Linked DNA regions of Homo sapiens: region 1 is linked to region 2. A link is a loop called in an ENCODE intact Hi-C map of the cell type or tissue named here. Cell type or tissue: mammary epithelial cell. All regions are shown on one strand. Links, peaks and the distances in the headings refer to the core of each region. The heading gives the core; the rest is flanking DNA.

What was found. Peaks named below come from ENCODE experiments on the same cell type or tissue, not always from the same donor. Only the 100,000 strongest peaks of a DNase experiment are listed, where the experiment ranks them.
Region 1: a loop joins it to region 2, with 15 times the contacts of the local background. A loop is called at or near these places in 4 of 110 quality-filtered maps.

What each region holds. Positions count from the first base shown.
Region 1 is chr18:45,274,061-45,276,979 of GRCh38, forward strand. It overlaps a transcript of SLC14A2 not described here. Among named protein-coding and RNA genes, the nearest start is that of SLC14A2-AS1, 230 kb to the right of the region's middle. In mammary epithelial cell, for the core only: a CTCF peak has its summit at 1,645 (motif pointing right); no DNase peak of the experiment used is centred there.
Region 2 is chr18:45,439,767-45,442,685 of GRCh38, forward strand. All of the region lies in intron 6 of SLC14A2-AS1 (SLC14A2 antisense RNA 1), which reads right to left. It also overlaps a transcript of SLC14A2 not described here. Among named protein-coding and RNA genes, the nearest start is that of SLC14A2-AS1, 63 kb to the right of the region's middle. In mammary epithelial cell, for the core only: a CTCF peak has its summit at 1,517 (motif pointing left); a DNase peak (open chromatin) is centred at 1,865.

The sequences.
Region 1 (2,919 bases), core at 179-2,678, 170 kb before region 2:
CTATGTGATAACAGGCTTACCAGGAATCCCTTGTATTGGTGATAGCACAACCTAACTTGACCAACAATGACACCCACAACTCTGAGATCTTCTGTTAGTGTGTGGGGGTAGGGGAGGCCAAAGTACATGAATCAGCTGTGATTTGGCTGGGTTCTCTCACCCATGTTGACTTTTCCTGGGTCAATTCATGCAAGATGTGTGTTGTTCTTGTTAACGAGGCTAAACATCTGGCTGAATGAGAAAATTTTAGTCTGCTACTTGCTTAAATAGCAAAATCTAAACAATCTACTAAGCTGAAGGGTTTTTTTCTTCTACTTTATTTTTGGAAGTCTTTGGGGTTAAATGATGCCTTGACCATTGTTTGCCAAGGCCAAGACTCAGCTATAGATCTTTTTTTAATCTTTCCTTATAGTTGTAGTCCAAGCTTTCACAAGGTCCAGGTTTTCCAAATCTCTGATTACTCCACGGTTATGGATGCAACATCTTGTTACGCTGCCTTTGTTCTTTGAGTTACTCACAGGGTAGGAAATCCAAGCTCTAACAAATTCTTACTTTCTCAAGGCAGGATACTGCCAGTCAACAGATGTCTGGGTTGGGACTACCACAACCCAAGATTTACAGCAATATCCTCAGATCCAAATATATAATTAATTCTGTGGTAGTAGTTTGGGCCTTGCCCAAGGGAGTCTGGCCCACTTAATTCTCTGTGACTTCCTTGATAACTCAATTCATTTGTCCTCTTGAACATCATTTGCTCCTTATTGAACACATCCAAGTCTCCCTAGAGAACGTGATTTTTGGTGTGTGTTTCTCAAGCAGAGCTCTTCCAGAACAGTTTTTCTAGACTTGATTCCCTGTTTTGATAGATGCATTTGAAGGTCTCTTCCAGGGAGAAGCTGTAGAGATGCGTTGACTGAATTATCTTTCTTAAGATTTATCCTTAGTTATGATTTTTCCTTTTTCCAATTTATGATTATATTTCTCTGTAATACTTTATTTAAATCAAAACATTATAGAACATAGAGCTTGGAAAGGGGTTGGGGGTGGAGGCAAGTAAAGCACTGTTTTTCACATTTCAGGGAACATGTGGTAGTTTCACATTTGCAGTGACCTTATTATTCGACAAAAATGAGTAATAATGAAAAAGTATGTGCAAAGAATAAAAAGATGGAACAAATACTTCAAAATTTTCTTACAGGGTTTTGAAAAACTATATCTCCACTACATTGGAAAAAGTGTCATATTTGTTCAATTCATGTAAGACCAATGGTTGTATTCATCTCTCACAAAGAAAATATATAAGATAAACTCAATAAGTACTGAACGAATTGTTGACTAAAGATGATGGAGTAGTTTTGCAAACCAGTGTTACTCACCTTCCTCTTTTCCATACACTGCTCCTCTCTGTCCTGCAACAATGAGATGGTGCAAAGACAGCAGGGTATAAAAGAAAGTGCATAGGATTTGGAAGGAAGATAGCGGTTTCCTCTTTTTAAGTCGGGGATGAAGGTACCCATATGCCAGAGCTATTGTGATCAATGAATTAGACAGTATATGTAAAGAACTTAAAATTGTGCATGCTTATTTAAGGTGCTCCAAAAAAGTGACTTCCCCTGAAAGTACTATGCCTGCAGTTCTGTTCTCTACCACTAGGTGGAAGTAGTCTCATTAAAGAGAGTAATAGATTTCATCTCTTTTTTTACTAATAAAGTGATCAGTTGTTTACTATTTGGAGATCAAAATCCCTGTCTTCACTGAGCTTACATTTCAATGAGGGAGATAGATAACTTTTTTAAAAAATAAATCAATGCAAAATATGCAGGTCATTGAGAAATGCTAAGAAGAAAAAGCAGGTTAAAACAGAGAATTAAAGAATAAAGGTGCTGTTTTTGACTATATGGTCAGGAAAACCTGTTTGCGAAGATGGCATTTGAGCAGAGATCTAAGTCAAAAGACGAAATGAGCCATGACAGATAACTGAGGGAAAAGTGCTGCAGACAGCTGCAACAGCAAGTGCAAAGGCCCTGAGGCTGGCTGCTTGTGGGCAGTGGGTTTCAATAGAAGTGTGTGAGGCAGAGAGTATAGGTAAATGTAGTCTGTGGGGTACCTGGGGCAGATCATCTAGAGCCCTGTAGGTTGTGGTAAGAAAATATTTCACAGGCGGCATATTTCATTTATTTATTCCTTTAGCAAGTTCACTCATGTGTGAATCAGATGCTATGCTAATAGGGACCCAATAGAAATACAGAATTTTCAGTGCAGGTGCCTGGTTACTATAACAGAGGTGTGTACAAAGTGTAAAGGGGACATAGAAGAGGCTTTGAAATCTAAGGAAGTCAAGAAAGACTTAGAATATCAGCTTTGAGAAGTGAATGTTGAATAGGAGTTTTCTAAGCCAACAAAGAGGTAGAAAGCAAGGAAGGTAGGATAAAACTACAGATAATAGCAGTCAGAAATTGGAGAGTGTGGTGTGTTCAGGAACATCATTGATATCTGATAGAAAAAGCCTGCAATACTGCATGTGATTTAATTTTTTTAAGTTATATTGAACAAAAATTTATTAGACATTACCTATGTTAACATTGAGTTAGAATACAATTTGGAACAAGCTTAAAGTAAATTGTATTCCTAAGCACAGATTGGTGACATAGAAATAACTGAATTATCATCAAGTACTCCTAAGTTACATTTTATTTTATTGGTCTGCAACCTCCAATGCAAAACTGAATTACTGTACCGGTGCCCAGGACAAGCTACACCGTAAAGGTTGATGTTTAGACCCGACTTTCCACTGTAGCCCTGGCTGCTTCGACCAGTGATACCACTTTGCTTTAATTGCTTGTCTTCTCTGGTAGACTTAAAACCAATCTCTCTTTATTGATGTTAATAATAGTGATCCTGGGCCTTTGGCCTTTATCT
Region 2 (2,919 bases), core at 332-2,831:
CACAGGAATCCCAGTTTGCAAGAACCCAACAGAGAAGAGACCACTCCAGGGAAAGACTTGACACCAGTTGGCCTTTTACACCTGGAAAGTCTTCCCTCAGGCTCTACCCTGCACAGAGCAATCCTTGGAGACTCTATGCTTTTTTTCTCATAAGTAAGACCATTTCCTTACAGGAGAGTAATTCAGCATTGGAAAGCTAGTTGCAGTGCCCTGTGACTGGTTTAACTGAGTGTTTCCCTTTTGCATGAATTGCTCTGGCATTATTTAAGCCCAGTCATAATATTGTGGTTCACCGGAAGCTAAAAAGAGGCCTGTGTAGGTTGATCAAATCATGATCTAATGAAAATGGATGGCTGGCTCTTCCAAAGGAGTATGAATATGGGCCACCTCTGGGCAACTTAGCCCTAGAACCTTGCTATGCAAACACTGTTTCAGAGAAATCATTTTTCAAGTTTTTTTTTTTTTAATTTTCTTCATGACATCTGGACTAAATCCAGCAGTGTTGCTCTGTGACTTTTTCCAACATATACAGAGAACCCCATGTGGCTGTCCTCTAACACTCCATTCTCCACTACCCCCACCTCAGCCAGGTTTGTCAACAGACACTTACTCCAAGACCATAGAGATGAGAAGTTGGGTAGTCTGGGTTTCCTTTCACTCCTCACCAGCAGAGCTGTTCCAGCTTGTTGGAAATCAGAACGTGTCTCTGGGTGCCAGACCACATGTCCACATCAGCAGTTTAGTGGAAGGTGAACCCAGTAAGCCTAGGCAGGGGGAGGCAAACCTACCAGAGGACATGGGCTGAAGACTACAGCTTTAAAAGTGTGTTCCTGACTTAGTAGACAGAATTCCAAGAATGAGACATTCCTAACTGGAGTCCTGGCACTATCACTTACAAGGTACATGACGTTTGGAAAACTGATCTCTCTCAAAGCTTCCATTTTCTCATCTGTAATGAGGGGAGTAATAGAACTTACATAAAAAATAAAGCACTTGGAGCAACCCAGAACACAGAGACATTATGCAATAAAGGGAAACGGCTGTTGCTATTGTCACTTAAGTCATAGGTGAGAACCTACCAGGAATTGAGACACTTTGAGTCCTTAGGTCTCAGTCCAGCATTGCTCTAGGACTCAAATGCCGGGAGAATAAAAAGACAATAAACAGCATCCTCCCTGAGGATCATCCAGGCTGCCGTGTTCGTGCTTCATTGTGTTTTGATCTGCCATTGACTGACTTCTCTATTTCTGGTCTCCTATTTTTGCCCAATCTCTGGAGCTGAACTGTGGATTTGAAACCATCTGACTGCTTCTGCCTGCTCCCAACTGTCCCTTCCCTCGGACAGCCATGCCCTCTCTTTTTCCACTTTGGCTGTCTTTGACTGCATTCTACTTATGCCAATGTTCCAGCCTCACTGCTCAGAAAAATAACAAGGTGCCTTTTTAAAATGTAGTTTTACATAATTTTTCAGCTTGGGAAATGCTAAGAAATGGCTCTTTCAAGCAGAGATTCCAAGGATAAGTCTACATGTGCCCTCTTGTGGAGGGGCATGATATTCAAATGATTTGGAAATGGAATAAAATCCAAACGGGCTGCCATTTCTCTGCCCTCACACTCCCCTTTTCTCCACCCAGTCAAAACCCTAAAAGAAGAATGCCATAGCCATTACCCAGGACCGCCATGGATCTTGGCTTCAGGAGACAGGGTGAGAGAACACTCCTAAGTGTGGGACCACCAGTGCTTAGTGCTGGAAGGGCAGTAAGACAAGGAGGCCTAGGAGGAATCTGGTCTGTTTGGCTTCAGTGAGAGAGCCAAGTTCAACTTTTCTCTGTGTTTGTGTGCATGCACACGTGCACGCATGCCCATACATGTGTGTTTGTGACATCTACATGGATGGATGCCAGAGGGCAAGGAGGTACTCTGGCCACAGAAACCAGGAATGAGGAAGCATTTTAGGTTTAATCTTGGCTTTCCTTCCCAGCCCAGATGAATTTAGGAATTTGCTCTCTCAGAAACAATATGAAGCATGCACTGCATTTGGGGGCCTCCAGTGCATTTTCAGGGCTAAAGAAATGAAACGAGAAGATTGAAGAGGGAAACTTTATTTTCTAATGTCATCCCTTGGCATTTGATTTGGGATTCTGTTAATTGCTGAACAAGGAGAAACATGAAAAAAGTAGACAACAGACCCCGGAGTGCTATTAGTGATGGGAGTGTGACCTGGGAGAACTGGCTGTCCTATTCCAGGCTGACAAGGAAGATGTATCATATCTGGCTTGTTGTGGAGGAAAAACTAGCCTTTCCTAGCTTTTACCAACACAATTTCCCGTACCTGAGAAGGAGCAGAGCATGCAGATCCAAGTTTGAATACTGGCTTTGCTCCTTACCTGCTATGTGGTCTTGGGCAAGTTATTTAACTGATGTGAGCCTCAGTTTCCTTGTTGATAAAATGAGGATAGGACTATTCAAAGGCTTTGTGGTAGTATGCTAGCACTGCCATCACAAAGTGCCGCAAACTGGATGGCTTAAATAACAGAAATTTATTGTCTCACACTTCTGGTGTCCAGAAGTCAGAGATCAAGGTATTGATAGAGTTCATTCCTTCTGAGACTGTGAGGAAGATTCTGTTCCATGTCTCTCCTCTTGCTTCTGGTGGTTTGCTGGCAATCTTTGACTTTCGTTGGCATGTCAAGGCATCACTCAGATCTCTGCCTTCATCCTCACACAGTATTCTCCCTTTGTGTATGTCTCTATATCCAAATTTCCTCTTTTTATTAAGACACAGGTTATGTTGGATTAGGAGCCCACCCTACTCCATTATAACCTTATCTTAACTCATTACATCTGGGATAAACTTATTTCCAAATAAGATTATACTCTAATATATTAAGAGTTAGGACTTCAACATATGAATTTTGG